3 separate regions of the Mus musculus genome follow, and regions 1 and 3 are each linked to region 2. A link is a loop called in an ENCODE intact Hi-C map of the cell type or tissue named here. Cell type or tissue: heart. All regions are shown on one strand. Links, peaks and the distances in the headings refer to the core of each region. The heading gives the core; the rest is flanking DNA. Region 1 overlaps Vwa8 (von Willebrand factor A domain containing 8). Region 2 overlaps Dgkh (diacylglycerol kinase, eta). Region 3 holds the start of Dgkh (diacylglycerol kinase, eta).

What was found. Hi-C counts contacts between places; a loop is a spot of excess contacts. Peaks named below come from ENCODE experiments on the same cell type or tissue, not always from the same donor. Only the 100,000 strongest peaks of a DNase experiment are listed, where the experiment ranks them.
Region 1: it touches region 2 in a loop (5-fold over the local background); 14 of 42 quality-filtered maps call a loop at or near these places.
Region 3: a loop joins it to region 2, with 3 times the contacts of the local background. A loop is called at or near these places in 13 of 42 quality-filtered maps.

The regions. Positions count from the first base shown.
Region 1 is chr14:78,999,257-79,009,404 of GRCm38, reverse strand. It overlaps Vwa8 (von Willebrand factor A domain containing 8), which reads right to left. Exons shown (of 45, transcript NM_027906.1): 17 at 126-241. Among named protein-coding and RNA genes, the nearest start is that of Gm30970, 130 kb to the left of the region's middle. In heart, for the core only: a CTCF peak has its summit at 5,606 (motif pointing right); no DNase peak of the experiment used is centred there; H3K27ac peaks cover 432 bases.
Region 2 is chr14:78,665,181-78,675,328 of GRCm38, reverse strand. All of the region lies in intron 2 of Dgkh (diacylglycerol kinase, eta), which reads left to right. Among named protein-coding and RNA genes, the nearest start is that of Gm30716, 19 kb to the right of the region's middle. In heart, for the core only: a CTCF peak has its summit at 5,154; a DNase peak (open chromatin) is centred at 6,808.
Region 3 is chr14:78,725,978-78,736,125 of GRCm38, reverse strand. Dgkh (diacylglycerol kinase, eta) reads left to right here and starts at 3,397. Exons shown (of 30, transcript NM_001081336.2): 1 at 3,397-3,768. The coding sequence starts at 3,709. In heart, for the core only: CTCF peaks have their summits at 3,198, 3,822 (motif pointing left) and 4,695; DNase peaks (open chromatin) are centred at 2,565, 3,265, 3,855 and 4,665; H3K4me3 peaks cover 2,376 bases; H3K27ac peaks cover 1,850 bases.

The DNA.
Region 1 (10,148 bases), core at 3,126-8,125, 330 kb before region 2:
AGCCAGGTACGTGGTTAATACAATACCTCCTACAGACTGTGAACAGGGACAGTCAACTGAGCTTACGGTACCATTCTAGCTAAGGGTCAGGTATTTGAACTCTGGCAAACGGGGAACAGAATTACCTGGAAAGACAGGCTTTGGTAATGGCATCATGAAGATTTTCGCTGGGATACTTCGAGAGCCGGCGAGAGATCCGTAAGAGCTGACGGGTGGAAAGCGAGGCTGCCAAGGACTGTGCCTATGAGAAGGCAAAGACAGCCTGCTAAGAGTTCCACTTCAACTTGTTAATGCCCCTGCAGATAGATGTCACTGCACAATTCACTATTCCTGAGGGACAAGGCCAAATTTAAATATGTGCAAGGAATGAGTTATGAATAAAAATGAACAGAATCCATTTTATACTTAAAATAGCCTCCAGGATAGTTTTACTAATCTATAGAAAGCATTTAGCAATTAAATTTAACTGAGGGAGTAGAGGAGAGAAGGCTGTTCTAAATGCAGGTCACACCTGCCTCACAAAACCCTTACGTACAATGGACTATTCTCGCTTTTCTTCTTCACACAGCTGACTTGTTAAGATATTCTGAACTCAGACCTCTAAGCAAATCTGTGGTTTCTGAAATACAAAAAAGGAGTCGTGGGCAGTTTAGGTTGCTGACCATAAGGATGTCAACCAGTTTATCACCTCAGAGGCAGATTGCTACTAGAACCCTTTTCTAATACCATTGGAATTAGTTCCTTTTTTGTTTCCTACACTTGCCCCAAATTTCAGTAGTGCACTAATGCAGTTGTTAATTTCAGTAATACAGTAATACAGTTGCTAACACAGAGCCAAGCCTCCAGGAAAGTCAGAATATCTGCTGACCTGTGCTTTAAATTCTCTTGGCAGGCAGCACAGTGAAGCTTTAATGCTCGATGACTTTAAAGTTAGATAAGTTGGGTTCTTACTAGCTATGTGATGTTGACTAAGGACATGATTTCTCCAGTCTGTTCCTGAATCTTTAAGATGACACAAACAGCACGTTCCTTTATGAAACTGTTCTAAGGATTAAATTCTAGAATGATTCTATAGCACTTAGCACAGGCCAGAAAAGTAGGGCTACTCACAAAATAACAGACATTACATACAGGTTCACAACAAGTGATAGAGAGGATGGGGGTGCCCCATAAAGGACAGAGACAATGGGGTACCCGACAACTGACAGAGATTACCACACAAGTAACAATGGGGGTGCCCCACAAAGGACAGGGATAATGGGGTACCCACAAATGACAGAGATGATGGGGTACCCAATTGAGTGATTATGGGGTGCCCAGCAAATGACAGATATAATTGGGCACTCTACAAATAAGAGATGATGGGGGTACCCCACAAATGACAAAGATGATAGGAATGCACAAAAAGTGACAGATGAGCCAGATGGCCCCCTTACAATGAAAGCAGCCACACACACTCACAAAGATCTACACAACTGTAATGAATCAAATTATTACTGACCTAGTTTACAACTCAGATCAACAGCATGGTTTAGGCTAAGGCAGTGTAATAAAGCTCTTCTGAAGCTATGTGACCTCTGAGAGGTCACTAAGGCCTAATGAACTGTTACAAAGAGGGAAGAGGATGGCAGAGTGACCCTGAGCATCTTAGTGGCAAGAGGAAACAGAGGAAGTACCACGGGGTTCAAAGGGGACAAGGAAACATGCCTAAGATGTGTCTTCGTGAGGGGACCTCCGTGAAACCCGCACCAGGAGCACCGACATCCCCATGCTCAAGCATCACACAGCTCCATGAGATGTGGCTCTGCTGCCACTAGCGCTATGGTATGAGTCACACAGCCTTTCAGGACCAACAGCTACAGCACCAACACTTTTCCCCTGTTAGACAAGTTTCAAAGAACTCATTTACACGGAAATGACTTGGTGAACCCTTGTTCTCAGTCAATGTGCATTCTTGACCTAGAGAATGTTTAAATATAAAGAACCATAAATTTTAATTAAAAGTGACATGTAATTTAATGCTAAAATAAGCCAAAACAAAGCAAAACACTGACAAATGTGGCTTAAAGCAGTCACATGAGCAGGAGAAATGGACAAAGGCATGAAAGCAAAAGGAAGATACAGCCCTGCTGAGCATGAGCTGCCAGCCATGCTTCTAGAAGGCCTGCTCGCCAACTCTTTGGACCACCAATGACTCCAGAAATGACTCTGACCTCAAAGCTGTGGGATGCTCTTACAAGCAGAACTTCATCCTGAGGTCTAACTTGATTGGCAATAGTGTAGAAAAAGAAGAGAGACGAGTGAGACTGGAAGCCAATGCTGCTTCATTGGTCTTTCCTCAAGAAGACAAAGTCCTACAGTAAGGTTATGACACCAAGATGGAAGAAAAGGTGGCAGCAAATGACCTGAATACCTGTTAAGTGGCCTACGAGGAAGAAGGCAGAGCTGTGGATAAGTACATATTCCAGTGAAGGAAAACAGAGCATTCAGGGATTCCCAGCCTTAATATCTTAGACTGTGAAAAGTTCCTATTTCACCCACACAAGGTCTGAGAAATACACCCCAACATGAGTCTTTCAACAGTTTAATAAAAAACAAATATAACTTCCTAAGACCCAACATCCCAGTCTTGTACGCTAATATCACATGGGCTTTGTATCTCATCCCAGCAAACCCTGAAGGTTTCATACAGCTTTGAAGAACAATTCCTTCACTGGACAGCACCAAATTCTTTACAATAGAATCTGGTGTTTAAAACACCGGTGCTAAGCATAATGTGAACCAATTTTGTGTTGAATAAAAGACTTATTAACTCCTGCTTTCAGACTGTCAATTAAAAATTCAGAATAGACTTTAATTTAAAAAGTCCTAGTGTATGTAGCATTTAAAAAGTCCTAGTGTATGTAGCATTGTAATATCAAATTTCTAACAGCAATTTTATCTTGCAGAAAGGAAGGTAAGAATGCGAAGTACATTCCTTGGTTACCATGGTTATGCAAGTTAAAGGCACACACAACGGTTTTTTCATATTAGCACAATTATGAGTACCTTCAACTGCTTAAAATACAAAAGATCTCATGAGATATGAACAAAAATAATGTTTTTCTTCCTCTTAAAGAATTAATATATATGTACATATATATATGTATGTGTTATACATACACACATATATATATATATATATATGTATGTATGTATGTATGTATGTATGTATGTATGTATAAGCCCTGCCAGGAGAGAAGCCTAGAGATGATCTCTTAATAAACTGTTAATTAATTAATTAATTTTCCATTCATTCCTCAAGGATTTAAGTATCTATTATCTGTCAGGTTCCAGTTAGAAAGTCAGAGTAGAAGACTGAACAAGCTCAGACTTAGAGAGTTCAAGTACTAATTGGAGAGCTAAAAATAACCCCCAAGCAACTGTGATGGGTCAGTAGGGTGAGAATTTCTAGTGTCAAGAAAGCAGACTGGGAGGTACGTGTAGCCTCTGCTTAGGGGACAGAGATGGCCACCTAGCAGAATGGAGGCCCAGAGGAGCAAGCCAATGGAGAGAACACACATTCTAGGCATTTCTAAAGAAGAGGCATTTTAATGGGTGCTAAAACTAAAGACAGCGCCAAGCTAAGCATGAGCAGAGCCCAGGGGCTTCAGCAGAGGCTGAGGAAGAGAGGCTGGCAAGGCAGCGGAGTCACAGAACCAGCTGCACAGTAAGCATGTTCTCCATCTACTCACGAAGGCAAAGGGTTCCTCAAACAGTGAATAGCAAGAAGTCTGGAAATCCACTGCGAAGGATCACTCCATGGACAAGATGGGAGACTCATCTATTCATTGCTCTATCAGATACCTGCTAAATACCTACTGTTGTGCAAGCAAAGATCCCGAGTCAACAGATGCAGAGAATGAAACAAACGAAACCCAAGGGGGAAACAGGCAACAGAATGTGCCTAAAGCATGTCTATCACACCTAAGATCATTACCCCAATGCGAGTCTTGAGGCAAGAGGGGAAGACAGAAATAAAATGGCAAGGAAAATGCCTCTGACTCACATTGACTTGGAAAAGAATGATTGGGAATGTGACATCTTAGCAAATCTAATGGGGGCAAGGGAACAGTCCTAAAGCCATCGAAGAGAGGAAAATACAGAGGAAGATGCTCCAAGCCTAGCACTAGTTAGAATGTCCAAGAGCAGGGAAGACTGCCTGCTAGCTCCATTTCATATGTCAGAAGATGCTCTGAACACTGAGTGGGAAGAAAAGCCATCAACAGTCCCTTCTGGCTGTGACCCCCTAAAGCTTTGACGCACAGCCTGTAAGACATGCCCAATGATGGCATGACTATTATGACATAGCCAGCTGTGTTGTAACTGGACTTAACACAGGGGAACTCAGACCTGGTATCGTATTGCAGGCCAGTAACTCAGGCTATGAAGTTCATAGTCCCTACTACTACTGTTTTGTTAGGAGCACATAGTGTCAACCTGGCTTCCAAATATTCTTATATTCATAGACTAGTGGAAACCTCACCTTAATCACGGAAATCTCTCCCTCCCTCCCTCCCTCCCACCCTCCCTCCCTCCCTCCCTCCCTCCCGCCCACCCGCCCAGCCAAAGCTCAGGGAATACTGTAGAAGAGAAGACAGTAAGATTCCAAGAGGCAGAAATAGATGAAGTCTGCCTCAAAACAACATCCTCTGGGTGTGAAGGGCCACTGCATTCTGGAAGTCACAGAAGCTGTGGCTGTCAGCAAAACTCCACAAGATCAAGCCAAGCAACACTTCAGCATAAAGGGGAGGGACTCATGAAGAGCCATCCCAGCTGAGGAGCTGTTGGCAACTGACAGCCACTTGAGAGAGATTAAGTCTTCTCTTTAGGGTTCTGCATACTTTGGTCCTTCTTAGAAGGGGAAATGAAACACCCATGGAAGGAGTTACAGAGACAAAGTGTGAAGCAGAGACTGAAGGAAAGACCATGCAGAGACTGCCCCACCTGGGGATCCATCTCATATACAGTCACCAAACCCAGACACCATTGTGGATGCCAACAATTACTTGCTGACAGGAGCCTGATATAGCTGTCTCCTAAGAGGCTTTGCCAGGGCCTGACAAATATAGAAGTGGAAGCTCACAGCCATCCACTGGACTGAGCACAGGGTCCCCAATAAAGGAGCTAGAAAAAGGACTGAACGAGCTGAAGGGCTTTCCAGTCCCATAGGAGAAACAACAATATGAACCAACCAGTACCCCCAGAGCTCCCAGGGACTAAACCACCAACCAAAGAGTACACATGGTGGGACTCATGGCTTCAGCTGCATATGTAGCAGAGGATGGCCTAGTTGGTCATCAATGGGAGGAGAGGTCCTTAGTCCTGTGAAGGCTCTATGCGCCTGTGTAGGGAAATGCCAGAGCCAGGAAGAGGGAGTGGGTGGATTGATGAGCAGGGGGAGGGGACAGGCAACAAGGGGTTTTCCCTTGGGGAAACCAGGAAAGGGGGAGGGGAAACCAGGAAAGGGGATAACATTTGAAACATAAATAAAGAAAATATCTTTAAAAAAGGAAAAAAAAAGAAGTCTTCTCTTCAATGGTGGAGCCTGTGGTAGGTTGCCCATGCCCCAGTGGGTGGCGCCCTAAAGCCATGTGCATGTGGGCAGCATTAACTGGACACAGTGGGTTATAGAGGGGAGAGGGAGAGGAGGAAAACATTACAGTGATAATGACATGAAGTTGGGATGGGGACTGAGCTACAGGGAGAAGAGGAGAAGGCAGTGGGGGGGTTATAATCTAAATACACTGTACTCAGATAAGAAATAACCTAAGAATAAATTTTAAAACTGAGCAACAGCAAAGAAAATAACAAAGCTGGAAAGACTAATGGGGAAAAATGAGGTGAGGTCCCAGAGGTAATTAGCAAGAAAACTGTGGTAACTGGATCTTCTCTCTCTCTCTCTCTCTCTCTCTCTCTCTCTCTCTCTCTCTCTCTCTCTCTCTCTCTCTCTCTCTCTCACTGCTGGAGCTTAGGAATGTGACTTTTTAAGGCAAAGATGTCTTTGGAGATGAGATTAAGAATTTTTTTTTTTTCCATTTTTTATTAGGTATTTAGCTCATTTACATTTCCAATGCTATACCAAAAGTCCCCCTTACCCACCCACCCCCACTCCCCTACCCATCTACTCCCCCCCTTTGGCCCTGGCGTTCCCCTGTACCGGGGCACACAAAGTCTGCGTGTCCAATGGGCCTCTCTTTCCAGTGATGGCCGACTAGGCCATCTTTTGATACATATGCAGCTAGAGTCAAGAGCTCAGGGGTACTGGTTAGTTCATAATGTTGTTCCACCTATAGGGTTGAAGATCCCTTTAGCTCCTTGGGTACTTTCTCTAGCTCCTCCATTGGGAGCCCTGTGATCCATCCATTAGCTGACTGTGAGCATCCACTTCTGTGTTTGCTAGGCCCCGGCATAGTCTCACAAGAGACAGCTACATCTGGGTCCTTTCGATAAAATCTTGCTAGTATATGCAATGGTGTCAGCGTTTGGATGCTGATTATGGGGTGGATCCCTGGATATGGCAGTCTCTACATGGTCCATCCTTTCATCTCAGCTCCAAACTTTGTTTCTGTAACTCCTTCCATGGGTGTTTTGTTCCCACTTCTAAGGAGGGGCATAGTGTCCACACTTCAGTCCTCATTTTTCTTGAGTTTCATGTGTTTAGGAAATTGTATCTTATATCGTGGGTATCCTAGGTTTTGGGCTAGTATCCACTTATCAGTGAGTACATATTGTGTGAGTTCCTTTGTGATTGTGTTACCTCACTCAGGATGATGCTCTCCAGGTCCATCCATTTGGCTAGGAATTTCATAAATTCATTCTTTTTAATAGCTGAGTAGTACTCCATTGTGTAGATGTACCACATTTTCTGTATCCATTCCTCTGTTGAGGGGCATCTGGGTTCTTTCCAGTTTCTGGCTATTATAAATAAGGCTGCTATGAACATAGTGGAGCATGTGTCCTTCTTACCAGTTGGGGCTTCTTCTGGATATATGCCCAGGAGAGGTATTGCTGGATCCTCCGGTAGTACTATGTCCAATTTTCTGAGGAACCGCCAGACTGATTTCCAGAGTGGTTGTACAAGCCTGCAATCCCACCAACAATGGAGGAGTGTTCCTCTTTCTCCACATCCTCGCCAGCATCTGCTGTCACCTGAATTTTTGATCTTAGCCATTCTCACTGGTGTGAGGTGGAATCTCAGGGTTGTTTTGATTTGCATTTCCCTGATGATTAAGGATGTTGAACATTTTTTCAGGTGCTTCTCTGCCATTCGGTATTCCTCAGGTGAGAATTCTTTGTTCAGTTCTGAGCCCCATTTTTTAAGGGGGTTATTTGATTTTCTGAGGTCCACCTTCTTGAGTTCTTTATATATGTTGGATATTAGTCCCCTATCTGATTTAGGATAGGTAAAGATCCTTTCCCAGTCTGTTGGTGGTCTTTTTGTCTTATAGACAGTGTCTTTTGCCTTGCAGAAACTTTGGAGTTTCATTAGGTCCCATTTGTCAATTCTCGATCTTACAGCACAAGCCATTGCTGTTCTGTTCAGGAATTTTTCCCCTGTGCCCATATCTTCAAGGCTTTTCCCCACTTTCTCCTCTATAAGTTTCAGTGTCTCTGGTTTTATGTGAAGTTCCTTGATCCACTTAGATTTGACCTTAGTACAAGGAGATAAGTATGGATCGATTCGCATTCTTCTACATGATAACAACCAGTTGTGCCAGCACCAATTGTTGAAAATGCTGTCTTTCTTCCACTGGATGGTTTTGGCTCCCTTGTCGAAGATCAAGTGACCATAGGTGTGTGGGTTCATTTCTGGGTCTTCAATTCTATTCCATTGGTCCACTTGTCTGTCTCTATACCAGTACCATGCAGTTTTTATCACAATTGCTCTGTAGTAAAGCTTTAGGTCAGGCATGGTGATTCCACCAGAGGTTCTTTTATCCTTGAGAAGAGTTTTTGCTATCCTCGGTTTTTTGTTATTCCAGATGAATTTGCAAATTGCTCCTTCTAATTCGTTGAAGAATTGAGTTGGAATTTTAATGGGGATTGCATTGAATCTGTAGATTGCTTTTGGCAAGATAGCCATTTTTACAATGTTGGTCCTGCCAATCCATGAGCATGGGAGATCTTTCCATCTTCTGAGATCTTCTTTAATTTCTTTCTTCAGGGACTTGAAGTTTTTATCATACAGATCTTTCACTTCCTTCGTTAGAGTCACGCCGAGATATTTTATATTATTTGTGGCTATTGAGAAGGGTGTTGTTTCCCTAATTTCTTTCTCAGCCTGTTTATTCTTTGTGTAGAGAAAGGCCATTGACTTGTTTGAGTTAATTTTATATCCAGCTACTTCACCGAAGCTGTTTATCAGGTTTAGGAGTTCTCTGTTGGAATTTTTAGGGTCACTTATATATACTATCATATCATCTGCAAAAAGTGATATTTTGACTTCCTCTTTTCCAATTTGTATCCCCTTGATCTCCTTTTGTTGTCGAATTGCTCTGGCTAATACTTCAAGTACTATGTTGAAAAGGTAGGGAGAAAGTGGGCAGCCTTGTCTAGTCCCTGATTTTAGTGGGATTGCTTCCAGCTTCTCTCCATTTACTTTGATGTTGGCTACTGGTTTGCTGTAGATTGCTTTTATCATGTTTAGGTATTGGCCTTGAATTCCTGATCTTTCCAGAACTTTTATCATGAATGGGTGTTGGATCTTGTCAAATGCTTTTTCTGCATCTAACGAGATGATCATGTGGTTTTTGTCTTTGAGTTTGTTTATATAATGGATTACATTGATGGATTTTCGTATATTAAACCATCCCTGCATCCCTGGAATAAAACCTACTTGGTCAGGATGGATGATTGCTTTAATGTGTTCTTGGATTCGGTTAGCGAGAATTTTATTAAGGATTTTTGCATCGATGTTCATAAGAGAAATTGGTCTGAAGTTCTCTATCTTTGTTGGATCTTTCTGTGGTTTAGGTATCAGAGTAATAGTGGCTTCATAAAATGAGTTGGGTAGAATACCTTCTACTTCTATCTTGTGAAAAAGTTTGTGCAGAACTGGAGTTAGATCTTCTTTGAAGGTCTGATAGAACTCTGCACTAAACCCGTCTGGTCCTGGGCTTTTTTTGGCTGGGAGACTATTAATAACTGCTTCTATTTCTTTAGGGGATATGGGACTGTTTAGAAGGTCAACTTGATCCTGATTCAACTTTGGTACCTGGTATCTGTCCAGAAATTTGTCCATTTCGTCCAGGTTTTCCAGTTTTGTTGAGTATAGCCTTTTGTAGAAGGATCTGATGGTGTTTTGGATTTCTTCAGGATCTGTTGTTATGTCTCCCTTTTCATTTCTGATTTTGTTAATTAGGATTTTGTCCCTGTGCCCTTTAGTGAGTCTAGCTAAGGGTTTATCTATCTTGTTGATTTTCTCAAAGAACCAACTCCTCGTTTGGTTAATTCTTTGAATAGTTCTTCTTGTTTCCACTTGGTTGATTTCACCCCTGAGTTTGATTATTTCCTGCCGTCTACTCCTCTTGGGTGAATTTGCTTCCTTTTTTTCTAGAGCTTTTAGATGTGTTGTCAAGCTGCTAGTATGTGCTCTCTCCCGTTTTTTCTTGAAGGCACTCATAGCTATGAGTTTCCCTCTTAGAAATGCTTTCATTGTGTCCCAAAGGTTTGGGTACGTTGTGGCTTCATTTTCATTAAACTCTAAAAAGTCTTTAATTTCTTTCTTTATTCCTTCCTTGACCAAGGTATCATTGAGAAGAGTGTTGTTCAGTTTCCATGTGAATGTTGGCTTTCTGTTATTTATTTTGTTATTGAAGATCAGCCTTAGTGCATGGTGATCTGATAGGATACATGGGACAATTTCAATATTTTTGAATCTGTTGAGGCCTGATTTGTGACCTATTATGTGGTCAATTTTGGAGAAGGTACCATGAGGTGCTGAGAAGAAGGTATATCCTTTTGTTTTAGGATAAAATGTTCTGTAGATATCTGTCAGATCCATTTGTTTCATCACTTCTGTTAGTTTCAGTGTGTCCCTGTTTAGTTTCTGTTTCCATAATCTGTCCATTGGTGAAAGTGGTGTGTTGAAGTCTCCCACTATTATT
Region 2 (10,148 bases), core at 2,711-7,710:
CAGTTATACTCTTCATATATGCATACTGTCCCCAAGCCAAGACTAGCCTCTTCAGCTCATTAATTTAAACTCTTCACATTCTTGATCTACAGTCCTGTAGAATGTACAGTTAGGGAAAGTTTCTCAGAGTTGGATGTGGTGGCTTCCCACTTTGAATTGAAGCACTCAGAAGGCGGAGACAGGAAAATTGCTACAGTTTGAGGCTAGCTTGAGCCACATAGTGACTTCCAGGCCAGCCTGAGATGGGTAAAACACTCTCTCAGAAAACCAAAAGCCAAAACAGAAGAGACAGTTTCTTACAAGAACAATTCCGAATGAAGGTGGACCGAAACCTGCCGGGTCATTTGATGAGTGGAGAGCTTTCCCATCGCTGGCCAAGCGTGTCTGTTTAATTGAGTAAGGCAGAAAATTCAGATTCGGTGTCACCACCCACCATCCCCGGTGGACACTCCTGGCTAAGGATCATCTCCATTCTACAGAGAGACCTGGTGGGTGGGGCTTGACACAGCTTTCTGGACGAGAGCTTCAGAAAGATTGGCTTGGTGCCTGAAGAGCAGTGGTATGGACTGTGAGTCAGAGCCTAACAGTGACAGGAAAAAGGTGGAAGAGGAAAGATCACAGCCAAGTGAAAGAAGAGGAGCGGGAAAGAATGAAGAGCAGTGGGGGTGGCGGAGGGCAGGGAAGGAAAAGACCATTCTTAAAGGCAAGGTTAAAAATGTGGCAGTGGAAAAATGCAACCTATTCTAGACTTTGGAAGAGGAATCTGTAGGAGAGGGAGACACGCCGGATGCTGAGAAAAGGACTGTAATGGGATGCTATTGAAATGGGTTTCGTTCTGCCGAAGTTCGGTCTGAGGTCCCCAAATGCCGCAGACAGAACAAACAGTATGTGATAGCAACACCCACATGGCCTAGAAGAGCTTTGCAGCCCCTAACATGATACCATTTCCCGCTCTCCCATCCGGTATCTGGGATGGCACCTAATGCTAGGTAAGGGCCCAGCTCCACATCTTGAAGATGCCCAAGATGTGTCTTGAGGTCCAGCTGGGAAGGAATGAGCCTGGCTTACCTCAAGTTACATGGAAAGTTAATAAGAGTCATTGGCTCTCTTGACTTGATCCATAGTCTCTGGAGGCTTCAGAGACACTGGATCCTGTAAATGCTTGCTGTAGTGACTCCTGCCTGCCTGCCTGCCTGCCTGCATGCATGCATGCATGCCAGAAAGAAGTCTGCAGGGGACACAGCTGGGCTTTCTTAATCACACCAGTCTGATTTCCACGGGCCAGGAGAGGGCCTGCTGGCGAGTCTTTTATGCCAAGGCCAGTGAAACCTTCCCAGTATGATGGAGCTGAGCCCATCAGAGGCAGAGGTTGGGCGCTATGCAGCATTCTCAGTGACGGTTAGGAGAACCCACTGGAACCCTAGGAGTTAATAGCAGGCGACTACCAAAACTACAAAAGGCCCTAATTTAATTGGCTAATGAAGTGCAGGGAGCAGGATTCTTAGCAGAAGGGCCAAGAGAAGAGGCCTCCTGTGTGTGGAGTGGGTGGCAGGTGGGGGTGAGGCGAAGTAAGTCTCAAGTTTTAAGTCTAAATTTTTCCCTCTCTTGAAAGCTAAAATGTTTTGTTTTTGTTTTTGTTTTTTGAGACAGGGTTTCTCTGTGTAGCCCTGGCTGTTCTGGAACTCACTCTGTAGACCAGGATGGCCTTGAACTCAGAAATCCGCCTGCCTCTGCCTCCCGAGTGCTGGGATTAAAGGTGTGCGCCACTACTCCCGGCGCTAAAATGTTTTTAATAGACTAGAGGACTTCTGATTTTTTTAAATTGTTGTGGTTGTTTTTAAATTACTTACTTTGAATTCATATGTATGCATGAATGCTTGCCTGCCAGTGTATGTATCATGTGTGTGCCAGGTCATCAGATCTTCTGGAACTGGAGATACAGGTAGTTGTAAGCCACTGATGTGCGTGCTAGGAACTGCGGCCAGGTCTCCTGGATGTGCCTAACTCCTAGGGCATCCAATTGAAGTAATCTTTATTTACTCTGCCTTCCAAGGGGAATGTACAGAGGGATTTCCTGACTTTGCACAGGAGGGAGGGAGGGTGGGGGAAGAGAAAGAGGGGGACATAAATGAGAATTTAAGTCCTTAGTGTGCTAGTGACCTGTAAGAGTCTAGTGTTTGCCATGAATGGAGCCACAGAGCTTGAAACTGAAGATGGGTGAGCTCTGCCTGGGTGACATTTAGAGGAGTAGGCACGGAAACCACGGTTTTAAGTGAGGCAACAAGGAGGGAGGAGCCGTGGGGAAGGGCACCCTGGTCCGTGGAAGGTAGTTAAGGAGAGATGGCACCATAGAAAGATGGTATGCTTTGTATGGCTAGCAGCAGTAGTGCCCTGAGTGGGACTGGAAGCTGACCTGGAGGGAAGCAACAGTGCTGGGTCTCAGAAAGTAAGTCAGACGTGTTGATCAGAAAGCAAGGCGTATCTTGGTAAAGAAGTGTGTGGATTTTTTTGTATTTACGTTCATGGGTCCTTTGAGAACAGTGGTGGCTTTTGTGTGGTGGTAATGTTTAAGTGAGACCTGTTCACTTAAGGACAGGCTATGAGGACAGGCTATAGATAGTATCTTAGCTAGGGTTTCTATTGCTCTGAAGAGACACCATGACCACAGCAAGTCTTATGAAGAAAACATTTAATTGGGGGCTGGCTTACAGTTTCAGAGGTTTAGTTCATGATCATCACTGAGAGAAGCATGGCAGCATGCATGCAGACATGGTGCTGGAGAGGGAGCTAAGAATCCTATATCTTGATCTGCAGCAGAAGGGACTGTGTGCCATACTGGGCATAGCTTGAGCACAGGAGACCTCAAAACCCGCCCCCACATTGCCACATTTCCTCTAACAAGGCCACATCACCTTCAACAAGGCTCTTAATAATGACACTCCCTCTGGACCATGCATTCGAATAGATGAGTCTCTGGGGGCCATTCCTGTTTATACCAGCACAGTGGGGAGTGGGGGAGCAAGAGAAGTTTTTTTTTTTTTTTCTAGGATTTGCATGTAGACCTTGAATGTGGTGGCCCTGTGCTTCTGACACTTCTTGCTTCTAGGGGAACATCTGGTCTACCTCTCCTGGACAGCCTGAGACAAAAAGCCATTAGCATCCCTCTTTGGGCTTATAGGCACGGAGGACTAGGTATTTTGGTTGTCATGATGACCACATGCTTTCTTGCCGATCCTTGGTTATTGCCAACCTTTAGTAAAATTGTGTTTGAGCTCCCTCCCCCAATTGCGCCCCCCCGCCCCCCAGTTTATTACAAGTCGAGTGGTACAAGGAAGGATACAGTGGAATACAGTCAGCCACAAACAGCCCTGCCGTTTGTAGCCCACAGATGGATCGGTGTCTTATTTATGCAAAATCAGCTGGGCACGGAGAGCAAATGCTGCAGGACTGCGCGGTGTGCGGATCTAAGGGTCGATCTCAGAAGAACAATGGCTACCAGAGCCTGGGGTGTCTCAGAGGGGACACGGGGTGGGAGGAGGGTTGATCAAGTGGTTAAACAGTTAGAGGAGAGTCAGAAATCCTGGCACGCCATTGCGTAGTCAGGTGACACGGAGAAGGACTGCGTGCTTCCTAGCTTGCCGAGCTGGAGGGAGAGCATACGTTCTCACTGTGAAGGTGTTTGTGGTGCTAGGTGGCTTAGTCCGACTTAAACTTTACACATGTGTACATGTATTGAAACACCTTATAAAAGGTATACTTTTTTATGTATCAATTCCAAATGAAATTTCAATAAAAAATTAAGAGTAGACTCATTCCAGACATGTGGGTCCAACCGGAGAGGGAGCGTGGCCTGTTTGAGGGTTAGTGTCGGTGGTGTGTGGCGAGCTTGCGCTCTGGTGTCCTCAGGAGACCCTTCCCTGGCTTCTGGTCACAGGGGAGTTTCCTCACTAGACCAGAAACAATGAAGCTACACACATTGCGGCATCTTTTGGCAGGCGACATTTTGATGGCATTTTAAGGCACAGAGGGCAAGGAAGATGAAAGGTTGTTTGCAAGTTCCAGGACTTGTGTGCTTAGGGAGATGATGGTGTTGCTGACAAGCGAGGTCCCCGGGCAGAAGAGCAAAATGGCTGCAGGAGGATTGTCCACAGAAGGTACCTGCCTAGTTACAGGAAGCTTGGAATTAGAGTTGAGACCTTCTGAAGCCTGCGCTTTCTGCTAGCCTGAGACCTACAGTACATGGGATAAAAAGTGCTTGTTGAGTCTAAGGTGGGCCAGCAGTGCCAGGTGGTGGTGTGCAGACAGTGAAAATTATGAGTAAAGCCAGGAACTTATTTTGGGAGTTGTGCATGCATAGATATTTAGAGGAGATGATTGGAGCTGTCGTGGAGGGAGTTCACTTAGATTTGCACACAGGCTATAATTGGAAATGGCCAATGAAGAGTATTCCCTTAAAGTGGAGAGGACAGCGAGCAGTCACAGCACACTTGTGCTGTGAGGTGACAGGTGACAGACAGGACAGCGGAGCATCTGCCTTTCCTAGGCTTGCTGGGATAGAAGGGAGCATTGGCTTGCAACATGGGGCAGTGTCAAGGTTTTTACTTTATTTTGGATAATACTTACGAAGAGGAAGGAAAGTGGATGGAGAGGGAATGATTGTCGAAGACCCAAGAAAGGGTTCTGCGCTGTCAGGACAGCAGTGTGTGCTCAGGATGCAGAGACCAAGGAAACACACTTAGGACTCAGCAGCACCTCCATGTGCTAGTGGTGGTGGTTGTTGATATTATCCGTAAGAAGAGAAGGTCCAGGTTCAGAGTCATCGATTCGCTCAAGGTCTCCACAGCCAGCTGGGGTCAGAATTCTGCACCTCTGTCCGTTAACAAAATGACTGCGTGGCTGTAAAGCTGGAGATGAGGCCACTGTAGAGAAGTAGCACAGGGGCTAAGTTTCCTCTGGACAGTGATGGAGTAGTAGGCAAAGGTCCCCAAGTGGGAGTGGCAGAAGACGGCTGTCCGCGTTAGGATTTCTATTGCTGTAAAGAAACGGCGTGACCACAGGCCAGCTAAGGAGGAAAGTGTTTATTCGCTTGATGCTTTAACATCGTGGTCCAATGGCTCCCAACCTTCCTAATGCTGCAACCCTGTAATACAGCTCCCCATGTGGTGAGCCCCAGCCATAACATGATTCTCATTGCTGTTATGAATTGTAGATATGTTTTCCGACGGTCTTAGGTGACCCCTGTGAGAGGGTCATTCAAGCATCCAAAGGAGACTCAGCTCATGGGTTGAGAACCATGTCTTAGTCCATCGCTGAAGAAAAAGTCAGGACAGGAACTAATTCAAGGCAGGAACCTGGAGGCAGGAGCTGACACAGAGGCCATGGAGGGGGGCCGCTTACTGACTTTCTCCCCATGGCTTGCTCAGCCTGCTTTCTTATAGAACCCAGGACCACAGTCCAGGGAGGCCACTACCCACAGTAGGCTGGACCTTTCCCATCAATCACTAATTAAGAAAATGCCCTACAGGCTTGCTTATAGCCAGATCTTATGGAAGCTTTTCCTCAATTGAGATTTTCCTCTTGGGAGACTCTCATGACAAGCTGACATAAAACGTACCAGTCCACCAGGGATGGATCCAGGTAAGGGAACATGTTGCTGTCAACAATCTACACTCTGTGGTGGGGGCCTGGGTGGGTTTACTGCAGCTTAATCCAGTAATTTGCTCAGACTTCCATCTCTGATTCTTCCTCTGTCCCATCTTAAATACAGAGGACAATCAAATGCGTTTCTATTGTGGGATGTGTGCCGTGTGTGTGTGTGTGTGTGTGTGTGTGTGTGTGTGTGTGTGTGTGTGTTTGAAATTACATTACTTAAAAACAAAACAAACTGGCTTATCTTTTTTGGGTATAAATATTGCCCGTGCAAATCATCTCTGAGTGAATTTTCTGGCACCGTGTGTGTATTTGTGTGTAAATTAGTCCATGTGACTCTGAATTCAGAGAGCTGGCAGATGTCTAAATGAGTATCCCTGTGTCATCAGGACCTAGATATTCTCTTGGGGAAGAACTAGAAACCTTGAGAATATTGAAATACATGACTAAAATTCCAGAAATCACACACACACACACACACACACACACACACACACACACACACACACACACACACACAAAGAGGACTGGCTCTTCCTGACATCCATATGAATGGTAGCATGTGACTCCCGGTGCTGTGTGTGGTCTGTCCATCGTCTCCGTTGCACTTCATTCTTTTCTGTCCTGTTCTTGGCCACCCCAGTGACCCCAAACCCCTCCGTAGCCCTGAACTAGACCTGGGAGCATGGTGAGTGCCAGGTTTACTGAGGGCCAGGAAAGGTGCGGAGTCATCTGTTTAGCACATGAGTTACTAGTTAAAAAGTTGACAGTGTTCAGTAGTTAATTTTAGGCCCCATCAACATGCCCCCATCAAAACAGCTTTATCATGGTGGCCACATGGGAAAGCGGTTACATCAAAATGTCATGTGTGGGAAAAAGGATTATTCTTAGAAATAAGTAGGGGCGTTTGATAAAGAAGAATTTAATTCAGAATTAGAAGGAGAGTTTTTCTTTTTAAAAACAGGCCCGTGTGTAGTACTGACAAACCTGGAACTTGCTATGTAGACCAGGCTGGCCTCGAACTCAGAGATCTGCCTGCCTCTGCTTCCCAAGTGCTGGGATTAAAGGTGTGCGTCACCACACCCAGCCGAGGTTTTATCACCTTTATGACAGTTCCCTCACGCTATCCATAAAGCGCAGACAAGGATTTACATAACAGAAAAAAGGTCACCATCTTCCCAAGGCAGGACTGAGCATTAGTGTAACACCACTGCCACCTAGTGGTGATCTCTTGCAGCTCGTTGTAAAGTAGGAAAGAGGATGTTTATAAGAGATATGGACACTTTGTACCTTCTCAATGCAGTTTTATCTCTCTAATTAGAAATTTATGCTCATGAACCTCTATGGAGAAGATACATACTAAGAGCAGAATGAACATCTTAGGGGTTAAATAAGTATTCACAGAATATAATTACTTTCCATCTGATTTTACCTTTATGCCTTTTCTTAAGAAAAGAAAATTATAAACCAGTGTAAGTAAAATAATATATTAGAAATTACTGGGCATTTTGTATAAAGGGTAATTAGACTATATTATACAGTCACTATCGTTTTGCTTTAGAACATATTAATTTGCATTTAAGCACAGATATCTTAACAGTTTCCAGTGTTGCATACAAAATGATGGGGGTTCTTTGGATCTACGTAGAGGTGGGTGGAGTCCCCTAGATGCTGGGAGGCTCTCTTCATCCTGCTTTCTTGAGCTTCCTCGTGTTTCAGTATTGGGTAGGTGTACCCCACTCCTCAGCCCAGTGTTGGTTCAGCCTAAGGTATACTATGCTTGTGTTTTGCAAGTTGAACTTTTTCCTTAAATAGAGATGCAGTCATAGGAATTCCCATAGCCAGGAAGCCCTGTGGAGCAGCTGCAGGGCCCCACTTGCTTTGCCTCCCTGCGTCACCTGTGTGAGCCGCATTTGGAGGGACCCACTGTTATAAGTGGCCAGGCTACAGCTCCCTGACATCACAGACATTCCAAAGAACCAGAATGAGACGGTGTACATTGATGTGTGTGTAAAAGTAAGCAGTTATTTCAAATGAATTAAAAATGTTTTTAGGCTCCCAATGGAGGAGCTAGAGAAAGTACCCAAGGAGCTAAAGGGATCTGCAACCCTATAGGTGGAACAACATTATGAACTAACCAGTACCCCGGAGCTCTTGACTCTAGCTGCATATGTATCAAAAGATGGCCTAGTCGGCCATCACTGGAAAGAGAGGCCCATTGGACACGCAAACTTTATATGCCCCAGTACAGGGGAACGCCAGGGCCAAAAAGGGGGAGTGGGCGGGTAGGGGAGTGGGGGTGGGTGGGTATGGGGGACTTTTGGTATAGCATTGGAAATGTAAATGAGCTAAATACCTAATAAAAATGGAAAAAAAAGAAAGCATACACACACACACACACGAAGAGAGAGAGAATAAAAAATGTTTTTATATGCATAAAGCAAGACTATTTTGAACATGAATTTTATTCTGTAAATTCATGTTGTCTGCCTCTGGCTTTTGAACTCGGTTACACAGAGCTGTAGGAATCCTAGCTGATATCCTGGGCAGGAAACCTGAGCTGGCCCTTATGTGGGTCAGAGTGTCTGGCCATTTACCGTTGGGAAAGCGCCTCAGATTGTTCTGATACACAAAACGGTTTGAGCACACTGCACCAAAATGTAGGGCTTAAAAAGCAGGGAGATGCTTGTGATACTGTAAATGATGATGTACCTTATCCTCCCCCACTCTAGTTTCATTAAGTATTGTTTCCAGAAACTTCTTTGAATGCTTTCTCTCCTATGAGCTGGGACACAGTTACCCCTCACGGTTCACACTGCGGTCCTTCCTCTTCAGCTTTGTTGCTATTTGATTTTAAAAAGTTAACTCAGCATTGGAAGGAAAGAAGTGTTCTGGGTTGGATCTGGCTAGTGCCACCACTGGCTTTGGGTGGCAGTGCTGGGCTCTTACTGTGTGTCCAAGTGGACATCTTTGTCTGCTGGGTGTGGGAAGCAGGCTTTGGGATTGTCGCGCCCGCTCTCGACCAGCAAGAACGACGTGACCACCAGTCCTTCTAACAGCAGTTTATTCAGTCCTGATTCTTCTTGTTTATATCTCCCTTGTTTTTATATCTCCCCCGAGCCCTGGGCCTCTCACTCTTTTATACTCTCAGGTCCCATCCACGCACAGCAGGCCACGCCACCTCACCAGGCACGCAGCTTCAGCTAATCAGGGCAGCAGGGGCAAATCTCCACCAAATTGGATTCACCTGTATCCTGGTACACCTGCGCAGCACTCAAGATGTTTGTGTCTTATATGAGGAAGTCAGGTGCAAGTCATATGACTTAGCTGCAGTCCCTGGCGCCTTTGGGACTGCCGCCACACCCGCTCCCCACAATTCCCCCTTTTTTCTTTTTTGGCAGAGAGAATGTCTGTAGATAGCCCCCCGCAGCCATGCCCCTTACCCGTCCTTGGGTGACAAACAGCATTGGTTTGATCCCTGTCTTAGGTTGGTGACATGTCCAGGGAGTCTTATCACTGACTACCTCTCAATCATGCCAAGCCACTCCTGGGGAGATTGTGTTTTGCTTGTGGCAGGTGCATCAAAAGGCCAGGATATTAATTAACCTATGGCCAGATCTTAATTGCTGCAAGCAAGCCTCATGGGTGAAGGTAGAGGTCTGATCCCCAGTGTGCAAGCATAGGGGCCCTACACAAAACCATCCCTTAGGCTCATCACCCAGAGAGGTCTTGGCCAGCTCCCGTGTCGTTTTTCCTAGGGGAAGGGAACTAGGACACTGAACCTTCATGCAATCAGACGTGCCTTCCACAGGATGCCAACAGCAAGCTATCCTCTGTGCAGTGCTTAGCCTCGCACCCCACGGCATAACGCAGCATAATTTCTTTTAGAGCGGCAAACCGAATCTGAGGAGATTGTCCCGCCTCCACTGCAGCAAAAGCCTACGCTACCATGGCAAAAGTGCGGGCCGCACACTCTGCACCTAACACATGTGCCAAACACAAAAAACACACACACTATAACAAGCATACATCCCAGGGCTCTCATCCCCACTCATCTTCCCTGAAGCAAGGGATAGATAGCCAGAGGGGCTATCTCTTTAAGGGGAATTCAGGGATCAAAAAGCGTGGAAAATTTTGAATGTCATGTCGAGCTGGTATCGGCTTCTGGAATACCGAAAGGATCTCTCATCTCGGCTCCATCCTTTGTGCTTGTGGGATCATCCACCACATCCACAGGGGCAACTGGATCAGGAGCCTCATTCTTGCAGTGTCTCACCAATCTCTCCAGCACCCAAAGAGGTTCCTTCTCGTCCTGTGGAAACACACAAACAGACCCTCTCACCCACATCAACACCTGATCCTGTCGATCCCAGGGGGGATGGACACAATACCTCGTGGTGATGAGACCATAACCTCAATCACCTGTGTGTCCATCTGGGGAGTCAATATGAGAGTCAAGTTTTCACTAGCTTCCCCTCTGTTAGGCAATGATTTCCACG
Region 3 (10,148 bases), core at 2,530-7,529, 61 kb before region 2:
TTGAATTGTTTTATGTGTGTGTGTGTGTGCCTGCCTGTCTATCTGTGCCCCATGTTCATGCAGGTACCTGAGGCCAGAAGAGGGCATTGGATCTTTTAGAACTGGCGTTACAAGTAGCTGTGAGCTGCCCAAGGTGGGTACTGGGCACTGAACGTGGGTCCTCAGGAAGATCATTGAGTGTTCTTAGTCACTGAGCCATCTCTCCAGCCCTTCCACCTACAAGACACCAGTTCCATTTATATAGAATCTGCTATCATAACCAGACCCCTTCATTAGGTGCTCATGGAAGTAAGGACTTCAATGGGAACTGGGGAGATACCAACATTTAGACCATCGAAACAGCTGTATTTGTAGTCACATTAATGAAGCAATCTGGATTATAACCCCGGCTCTGGGAGTTACACAGGTCCCTGGGCAAGCTGTATTCTTCTTTTCCAGTTTTAATGTCTTTCCTTCCTTCCTTCCTTCCTTCCTTCCTTCCTTCCTTCCTTCCTTCCTTCCTTCCTTTCTTTCTTTCGTTCTTTTTTTTTCTTTCTTCCTTCCTCCCTCCCCCCTCTCTTTCTTTCCTTCTTTCTTTCTCTCTCTCTTTTTTCTATAAAAAATAACGTATGTGTGTGTTTGAGAGAGAGATGGGGAGAGAGAGGGAGGGAGAGAGAGAGAGAGAGAGAGAGAGAGAGAGAGAGAGAGAGAGAGAGAGAGAGAACACACAACTTTTGGGAGTAGGGTTGCTCATTCTGCCAGATGGGTTTGGGAGTCTGAAAGGCAGGCTTGTCAGTGAGTGCCTTTACTCCTGTGTTACATCACCAGCCTCTGCTCTGGTTTTCCATGAAAGGCACTGACCACTGTGAGAACCAAGTGGGACAATGCAGGGGAAACATACCTGATACCGTATTACAAGTCATTCTTTCAACAGACTTGAGAAACATGGAGTGTGCTGAGAACTATACCGGAGCCAGGAAGATGGAAGACGTCAGTTATAATATTTGCTACCAGGAAGACGATATGTGAAAGCTGACTTCAAAAAAGTCTTCTCAGGCATTATGACAGGATGGCGTGTAGTCATTTAGTGTAGAGAGAGCAGACGTTTTTGTTTTTGTTTTGTTTTTAACCATGCAGCAAAGTCGGGAATACTTTTATGAGGAAGGTAGCCCTTAGGGTGAATCGTGAAAGATGAACAGGTGTTGTACAAGGCTGAGTAAGAGGAAGAACATTCCAGAACAGGGTACAGCATAAAAACAAGTGGCCTGAGGGTAACCACCTGAAAGGAACTCCTTGTTCCAAGGGACTGGTGAAGTAGACGCCTCGTGAAGATACTAGGACTTCAACTTGTGACTTGGGTCACTGTAAGAGGGATGACATATAAGCAGCTTAGAGGACACACAACCAATGAGGGGAGCCGGGTGTGGGGGTGGGGCTAGGTTGGTCAGGCACCTGAGGCTGAGTTCAATACCCAGCTCTCATATGGCAGAAGTTGAGAAACAATTCCTGCAAGTTATCTTCTGACCTCTCCACACTTGCACACGGGGCCCACACACAAATAAGTAAAAATAGAGTAAAAACTTCAAAATTAGTAAGGAACATAATGCAGGCCAGAGCGGTGAGGGAGAGAAAGTGAAGGGAAGGGGAAAGCAACGAGAGAAGGGAGGAACCCAGGCTTTTTTTTTTCTCCTTTGCATGACTAAGTGAATTGTGGTGACATTTACGTAAGACTAGAGAGAAAAGTCAGCTGTCAGGAAAGCACATTGTTTTACACAGGCTGAAAATAAGGCCAGGGGGATAAAGGTAGACATTCCTGGTTAGGAAGTTGGCTGGCTTCTGGGCTGGAGAGATGGCTCAGTGATTAAGAGCACACACTGTCCTTGCCTTGCCGAGGACAGGGCGTTTGGTTTGGAGCACCCACACTGGGTGCCTCCTAACTCCAGCTCCAGGGATACTTACTGGATGCTTCTGGCCTCCATGAGAATTCGCACTCATATGCGCAAACCCACACACAGACACAGACACCTAAGTGAAAAAGAAAAGTCAAAAAAAAAAAAAGTAACAATATGCTTGAAAAAGAGAAGTTCGCTTCCGGTCTGGGATAGCTCAGTCGGCAGGTAGAATGCTCACCTAGATGGAATGAAGGGCTGGTTTTGAGTGAGCCCCAGTGTTCAGCTGTGATCCCAGGGCTGAGGTAAACGCAGCATGGTCAGACTGCTCACTCACCCCACTTAAACCTCATTCAAAGTAAATGAAGGACAGGCTATTTAGGCAGCAGGTTGGAGGCCACTGAACAAAGCATAGTCACTAACAAAGAAGACCCAACAGTCCAAGGGCCCATTTAAAGGAGAGATTCAGGAATGCAAATTTAGTCAGTCAAGTTATAGAAAGTGAGGGCTGGAAACCATCCAGTGGCTTAGCTCTCTCCACAATCCTTAGGTGACCTTTATGAGTGTAGCTTCAGCGGAATATTAGCCTCGGAAATTAGTATGACGTGGGAGCATGCTGGATCAAGTAGTGTTTTGATTTTTCGGTTTCAAAACGTGTGAATTCATCTGTCTACCAGACTAAGGGCCAGAAGATGGTGCTGGCAGGAGTCTGAAGTCCACGAGAGAGGAAATGACCCATGCAAATGCAGTCACTGCTCGGTTTGCAACTAGATGGAAACCATCTTCACTGCCAGTAAAGATGATTTCAGGAAAGATGATTTAAAAAATTGCTTGTTGCAATTTTCATTTTCTTTTTCCCGGAGAGCAGCAGGAGAGACAGTTGACATTTGAGCTCTCTCTCGGAACTGCCCCTGTCCCTAATTTGAGCAGAGCGCTCACAGCGGACCACAGACCGGCTCCTTAGCTGGTTTTCTTTCCACGAAATCTTTCAGCCATAGAAAATGAACAAAAGCAGGGCTCCCCAGACAGCCCAGCCAGACATCTCAGCTGCCGGAATAGGTGCTTGGGAGTGGCTCAGGGGTGCGAAGCGCAGCCTCGCTCTGTTGAAGCCAGGTACTGTCCTGGGCAATTGGCTCCAGGTTTAGCTCCCGAGGCGGCCGTCGGGGGCTACAGGCACCCGTGGCGAGGGATGCCAAGGGGAAAGGGTGCCAGGTTCCGCTCGTCCGGCGCAAGCTACTCATCCCCGACATCCCCCGATTCTTCTGGCGATCCGGGCCCCGCGGCGCGGTTGCCTCTTTTAGCCGCACCACTGCCCGGTGCCCGTGACCACCCGGTGGCTGCTTTCGGTTCCGCGCCTTATATGGCCTGGCAGGGGGGTCACGTGCGTCCCGGGCCGCCCGCCGGGAGGGGCCGCTGGGGGAGGGGCGGACGGCGGGAGAAAAGGGGAGGGAGTCGGAGGCGGAGACAGGAGAGAGAGAGGGGCGGATTCTGCGGCCGTGGGAGGCGGCGGCGGCTTGAGGAGCCGAGCGCTCGCCGCCGCGCCGTGGAGCGGGACTCAGGCGGCTGCGGAGGCGGTGGCGGAGGAAGGGACCGGCGCGGGGGCGGGCGAGCGCGGCGGAAGCCAGAGAACGCGGGAGGGCCCGTGGCTGGCCCCGGGCAGGAGCCAGGGCGGCAGCGACAGCGATCCCAGCGAGGGAGGCGCAGGCAGCGGCGGCGGCAGCGACAGCGATCCCAGCGAGGGAGGCGCAGGCAGCGGCGGCGGCAGCGGCGGCGGCAGCGGCAGCGGCAGCGGGGGCCGGTGTCCGTGCGCCCCGGCGGCCAGCGGGCGCGGGCCGGCGCGATGGAGCCTCAGCACGTGCGCCCCGTGCTTGGAGCCCAGAGCCCGGCCTGGGAGGAACCGGTGGGTACCGCGCCCGCGCCCACCCCTCCCGCTTGTCCTTGCTCCCTGCCTCCCCCTCCCGGCCCATGTTCCGTTCAGGAAGCGGTCCGGGATGAGGTCCCCAGCTGCTTCCCAGCCGGGGCAGCGCTTCCTCCGGCGCCCGGGCTCCTCCTTGCTCGCCGCCCGAAGCGCCTTTGTCCGGTCGGCCTCTGGCGACGGTCCTTAGAGGACCGTTTCCGCGCTTCATCCTTTTCCCAACTTTGCACTTCATTCCCGAGTGTGGCGCGGCGGCCCGGGGAGTGGAGGCGACGGGGTTGCGCGGTCAGCGGGTGGCGCCGGGAGGAGACGGGGCTCACCTCTTGACCGCGCCCTGGCAGTCACCTGGGCACGCAGGTTCCCAAGGACCGCCGCCTGTGGAGGCTGGTGGCTGCCAGAAGCCCAGAGCCACGCCTCCGACTCGAGTGGCCGCGGCTGCCCTGAACAGTTCCGAGGGTCAGGGGACCTGGACCGGGATCCAGCCACCGGCTAACTTCGCTTTCGCCTGGATCTCACAGCACACGCCACGCGTAGATTGAGTCACTTTAGGGGCTCAGAGTGTTGCGTGTGAGAAGAGTCGAGGTCTTTGGATTTATTCCCTAAACTCCTTTAACTTATTTCTTGCACCTCAAACTGAGCCGTCTGTTATCCATCCATCCCTTCAGGGATTCCTCCCAGGAATCCCCGTCCTGCGTAGACCCTTGTAATCTTGAGTGGGCAATGAATTTTGGCTCTGCATACCCTATCTACGTATTTCTTAGTCCTTTTTGATTGACGTTGTGAACCGTCTCAAAAGCCTGGTCCAAAATTTCTGGCTTCATCCTTGCTGCGGTGCTGTTCTGATGATGTTTTCCCAGGGACTTCCTGAGTCTGCTCAGGCGGGCCCTCTGCCTGTTGAGAGCTTGTAGGTCAGGTGCCAGGCTTGCTTCTCCTTTTCTTACCCATAGACTTCCAGCCGGTTTGCCAGGGTACGATTCGCTGCCTCCTGCTTCCTGACCTTTCAGGAGTGTCCTTCGACTTTGATCCATCTGCAACTGCTTTTGCTTTTGTGAGTTTGCACGTTAGGTAGCCCATCTGTTCGTGTTCTATTGCGATCATCATTAGGGAGTAAGCTATTCTTGGTTAAAAATACAATTCATTCAGTCTTGACATTTAAGATCATTGGGAATGAAATCCAGCGACCTGTTTTGAACTTTACTAAATAAAATCCTATCAGCTTCCACCACTTACAGCGGGAAGCTCCAAGTCATGTGTAGTGCTTTTTGGGTGCTGAATGCTAGGACTTCACCGCAGTTAGAAAATTAGAGAACCTCCGGCTTTCTTCTCCAAAGTGCTAAGAAACAGAGTGCTTTCTTATTCTCCTAGAAAATCTTCAGTGCTAGTCTCGCCACATGAACGTTTAAAGCTAAAACCTTCACAGAGAAGCGAGATGGAGCAGGAGCAGTGGCTAAATGTTGAACTCTTCAAAACTTGGCGTATGTAAGTGGCTAAGGCATTTTATTAGTTCAGCAGATATTCTTATCCAACACCTATCGTGTTCTGAGATTGTTGGGCAAGCTGTTAACTCTCAGACAAGCTTTGTCCCCAAGAACCTTACTTTATAGCTGAAGGTTGACATCTATTCAAGTGTGTGTCATAAAAAGTTCTCATGAGTGATTTTATTCAGAACTTTGTGTAATGACTACAATATTTAAGGATTTTTCAAACGCTTTATATAACTACTTAAGAAAGTTGAGTTACCTGAACGACTAAAAGAGGAGTGTACTCAAGAGAAAGCAAGAATGCATTAGAGGAAACAGCTTTAAATGTTAAATATTTCTGGCTTGGAGAGCAACGGGGTTGACGTTTTAATCTAAATATGTTTTGAAGGAACACTGGGTCCATCCGAATCCCTGTTGTTTCTGTTTGGGACAGAGCGTCACACTGTAGGACAGGCTGCTGTGGGATTTTCTCGGTAGGCCAGGCAGGCCTGAAACTTCATGCCCTGCTGTTGCTTCAGCAGAATACAAGGCATCATTAAGTTCTCAAAAATCAGGGTCTTTAACTTTGATTCAGTGAGCTCAAGAATCTGAATGGAGTGAGTTCTGGTTTCCTTCAAAATGAACCTATATGACCATCATGCGGCATGCTATACTTAGAACATTAATTGCTAGTCTATATAACTTTAAGGAGCCACAGTGTCTGTCTGTCTGTCTGTCTCACACACACACACACACACACACACACACAGAGAGAGAGAGAGAGAGAGAGAGAGAGAGAGAGAGAGAGAGAGAGAGAGAGAAGAGAAGATCTAAACAGTAGAATCACAGCTTTCTTGAAGCCCAGACTCTGTGTGCTCAGAGACTCTCATTTTCAGGACCTGTGTGTGTCCCCTCCCCCCATTGCTTCCTAGTAGGTGGCACAGAACAAGCAGCTGATACATGCTCTGGCAACCACAGCTAGAGCCCCAGCTCCATGCCTTTCCCATCAAGATACATTTATCCTCTGAGCCAAAATAAATCCTTCCTCTCTTAAAACAAAATGAAACAACAGCAAAGAAAGCAAACCTGTTTTCACTGGGATCCCAGTTCTGAGGTTTTTTTGTTTGTTTGTTTTGTTTTTAACTTTCTTAAAATTTAAATATAGGTAATTTAATATTTTACCATACAAACTTGACTAAATGGGATTACTGTGTTGTTATGGCATGTGGCAACATGCATGCAAGAATTTGGTGTTTCTCTTTCTCTCTGTCTCTCTGTCTCTCTCTGTCTCTCTCTGTTTCTCTCTCTCTCCTGATGGAGCCTAAACCATGATGGCCCGATTTCTCCTATTCAGAGACAAAAACAAAAGATTCCTTGGAGATTCATGTGGAGAAAAGGGATTTTTTGGGACTTCCTGACATTCTGTCTGTGAGGGGGTGAAATTAAGTTAATTAGCTAAATTTGGATACACATTAGCTTTATTTAACATTATTCGGGCTAAATCTTGAGCCTAAAGAAGATACTTGCTAGCATAGTAAGTTTCTTGGTTTTCTTTGGTGCTAGCTTTGGAATGTAGTCCAATGTTAGTGAATATAGGCATAATCTAAATTTTAGCCCAAAAAGTATTTGGGGAATTGGGTGTGGTGCTGCACACCTGTATTCACACAATTAGGTGAGGAAGGAGGGCCCAGATTGTGGAGCCAGCATAAACTATATATTGAGACTCTGTATCCAGAGACAAGAGAAGAAAAGAATGAGGGCTGGGATGTAGATTTGGGACAGAGCACATGCCAGTGCAAGGCTTGCCCTAGCACCACTAAAGTAAATAAGTAAGGAGAATCAAAGCGTTTTGCTGTTGGGAATGAGCGGGTAGGAAGATATTTAGCAAAGCAGTCCTTAATCTTGGGTGGGAGTGGGTAGCAGATAGGTAGTTACAATTCTAGCTCAGTTTAAAAATGTGGGAGTATTTACAAAATACCTTAAGTGGAGAGAGGCTTGACTATACTTCATTCCCTAAACTTGGTTTTTATTTTCAAATGGTTCTATACCTGTTGGCATTAGCTGTTGGCAGTATACCAGTTATCAGTCCAGAATTAATGGACACTTAGAAAGGGAAGTGTTTCAAAGCAAAAAGCCCACAATACAAGCGAAAGGTTGTACAGTTCCACTTTCTGCCTGGATGGTGAGAGGCTTTGGCCTTGTGGGCTAGGACCACAGTAAGTTCCTGTAATCAACAGCACTGTTGCTCATGGAATAATTTGTTATCTAAGTAACAACTAAGAAAATTGACACAGGGCAAACTTTTTGAATGTTAATTTCTGACTATGGAATACATAGTGATTGCAGAATCAGTTCCATATTGCTGCCAGGGCAGCCTTCCAGTCTGTGCTGGTTCCATCTGTAGTCCTTTGGTTCTGGACTGATCAGGAACATGAGCCCTGGACCATGGCTTCTCAAGTACCCACTCATGGTTTTCAAGATATGACACATAACTCTTAAGTTCTATCACAATTGAAGGTAGAACCGTAGAACATGGGATTAGACACTTTGAGTGACTCATGATTCTGCTTGTTGTGAGCAGTTGATTAGTTCACAATACCTGTAAGTAGTAATAGAGTGTTCATAAAGTTTTAGTCAGCTTTGGCTTATGTCTCTTGTACTTTTTTGGGGGGGGGGTATGGCACCTTATTAAGTAGAAAACTGACTGGAGGGTCAGCTTTACTCCTTTCTGTTTAACCCTGACTGTAGCATCTATAGACTGTATGGCCAAGACTCTTTGCTGCTTTTGTTTGTTTGTTTGAAACAAGATCTTGCTGTGTAGCCCTTGTGGGCCTGTTACAATGTAGCCCAGACTGGCTTCCATCTTGGCAGCACTCATACCTCAAACTCCAACATTGCAAGCTTTCAACAAGATTAGTGATATGTTCTACCTGGAAGTTTCATTGTATAGCCCAGGCTGGCCTTACATTTCAGAGGCCTATCGGCCTCTGCCTCTGGAATTCTGTAACCAAAGGTGTGCACTACTACAGCTCACCAACGAAGATCTCAAAGTAATAGTAATAAAAAGGAATTCGTGAGCAGCAGGGGAGAAATTATTTGAAAATCTAAAACACTAAAGAAAGAGTCAAGGAACTTTTTATAAACCAAATGAGACAATATGCCATGTATTTGAAATTGTAATAGCCATTTCAAGAAATAGAGGCTGATGCAAGAGACCTGCCATAGATTCCAAGTCAGATTGGGACTGAGGCGTGCTAGGGGACTACCTCAAAACAAAGAAACTGAACAAAGAAAAGGCAAGGGCATTTCACTTAGGTCAGATAACCATTTTGAATGCTTTTAACTAGGAGGAGAAGCAGTTAGTAGGTCAGATACTATTTTAAATTGGTGATTCCTTGAAAGTTTCTCAGAAGCGATGGTCTTCCAACAGGGTTTTCCCCTGAGCTGCCTTTAGTGGGAAATGAGGCAGCTTTCCTTTCTTTGCCTACACAGTATTTCCACCCATCCTGGGTTTCCTCTACAGCTGCAGATGCTGTAGAGTTGCAGTCATTTACTTAGCAGGAACTGGCTTAGATTGGCTTTGCTTTTCAAAGTTACAGGCCTTAGGAGCTGGCTACTGAATTCTGTGTTGATCAGAGCGGGCTGCAAGGCTAGGTTTTTATAAGTAATGGATACCTGCACTTTGAGGAATTAATTGCCTGGCTCCTGGATGTGAAGCTGTGCAATGTGTCTTTAAGCAATCTGCATCCTTTCAAAGAGTAAGAAATGGAACCCATCTTCTTCACCAAATAGGCATGGGCCTTAGACCACCTTTCACTTCAGTCACCCTTGACTGGATTCTGGGAAATGTTGCTATATAAAACCTGAAAGTTTAATGTGTGGGTTGAAATACAGGATAGCTGTCAAAGTGACCTTTAGCTATATAGAGTGTGGGGAAGAGAACATTAGAATCATAATCACGTTTTGGTCCCAGCTTGTGCCCTCTGTCTTCTTTATGTTAAAAGGAAAAGTCTGAACTGTGTTAGGCCCTTTACTAAGGGTCTTTGTCTTGACTTGTCTGTGACCAAATAGTCAGACTAAGACAAAGGTCACTAAAAGGGCATTATTTTGTTTTTGGCTGTGATGGGCCTTCTGTACTCTAGGCACTGATCTGGATCTCCGGCCAAGGTCATTTAATGCTATTGTTTCTTAGAAAGTTCTCAGCAGTGTGTTCTTGTAGGTACAGAATTTCATATTATAGGGCCAGAAGGACTTTTGAAGTCCATTTCACCCCACGTTTTCCCTCGCTAAAGGGAACAACTGACACACAAGAGAGGCTGTCTCTGTGCTTGAGAAACATGGCCGCGCTCTCATGCTGAATGACTGAAACGGATTTCACATTTTCAGTGTAGTTAAAATCCCTTAGAGCTGGCAGCAGCTCTAACGCTGAGCCGATCATTGCTGGTCTTAAGGTTGCACCTGAAACCTGAAAGAATCAAAACCCCAAATCTTAGTTTCCAGGAATTTTCAAGGTCAAGGCTAAGTGACAAACTAGGAGAGGTACCTGAAGGGCAATGGCTAAAAGGATTGCTCTACCGAGGAGAGCACCCCCGGAGTCGGTAGGGACTTCATAATTGGAAAATCACTAACAGCACTGTGACGTTTTCTAAGGTGGACAGCAGGAAGCGTGTCCTTTTCGTACCCTCTCCCTCAGCCCCTCTTCCCCCACCTGTGTAGGATTTTGAGGTTGAATGTGCATTCTGCGCTGCTGCGAGGTTGCTCATCCCAGGGGCTGCGCTTAAGTAGCTGGCCGGGGAAGCGTCTGGGGCCCAGGCTCCAGCCTGTGGATTCTCTTTCCTCAGACTTTAGTCCGGACCAGGGAGTGGCGTTCTCTTCTGTGGATGTGTGTATTTATATTCTTTACTT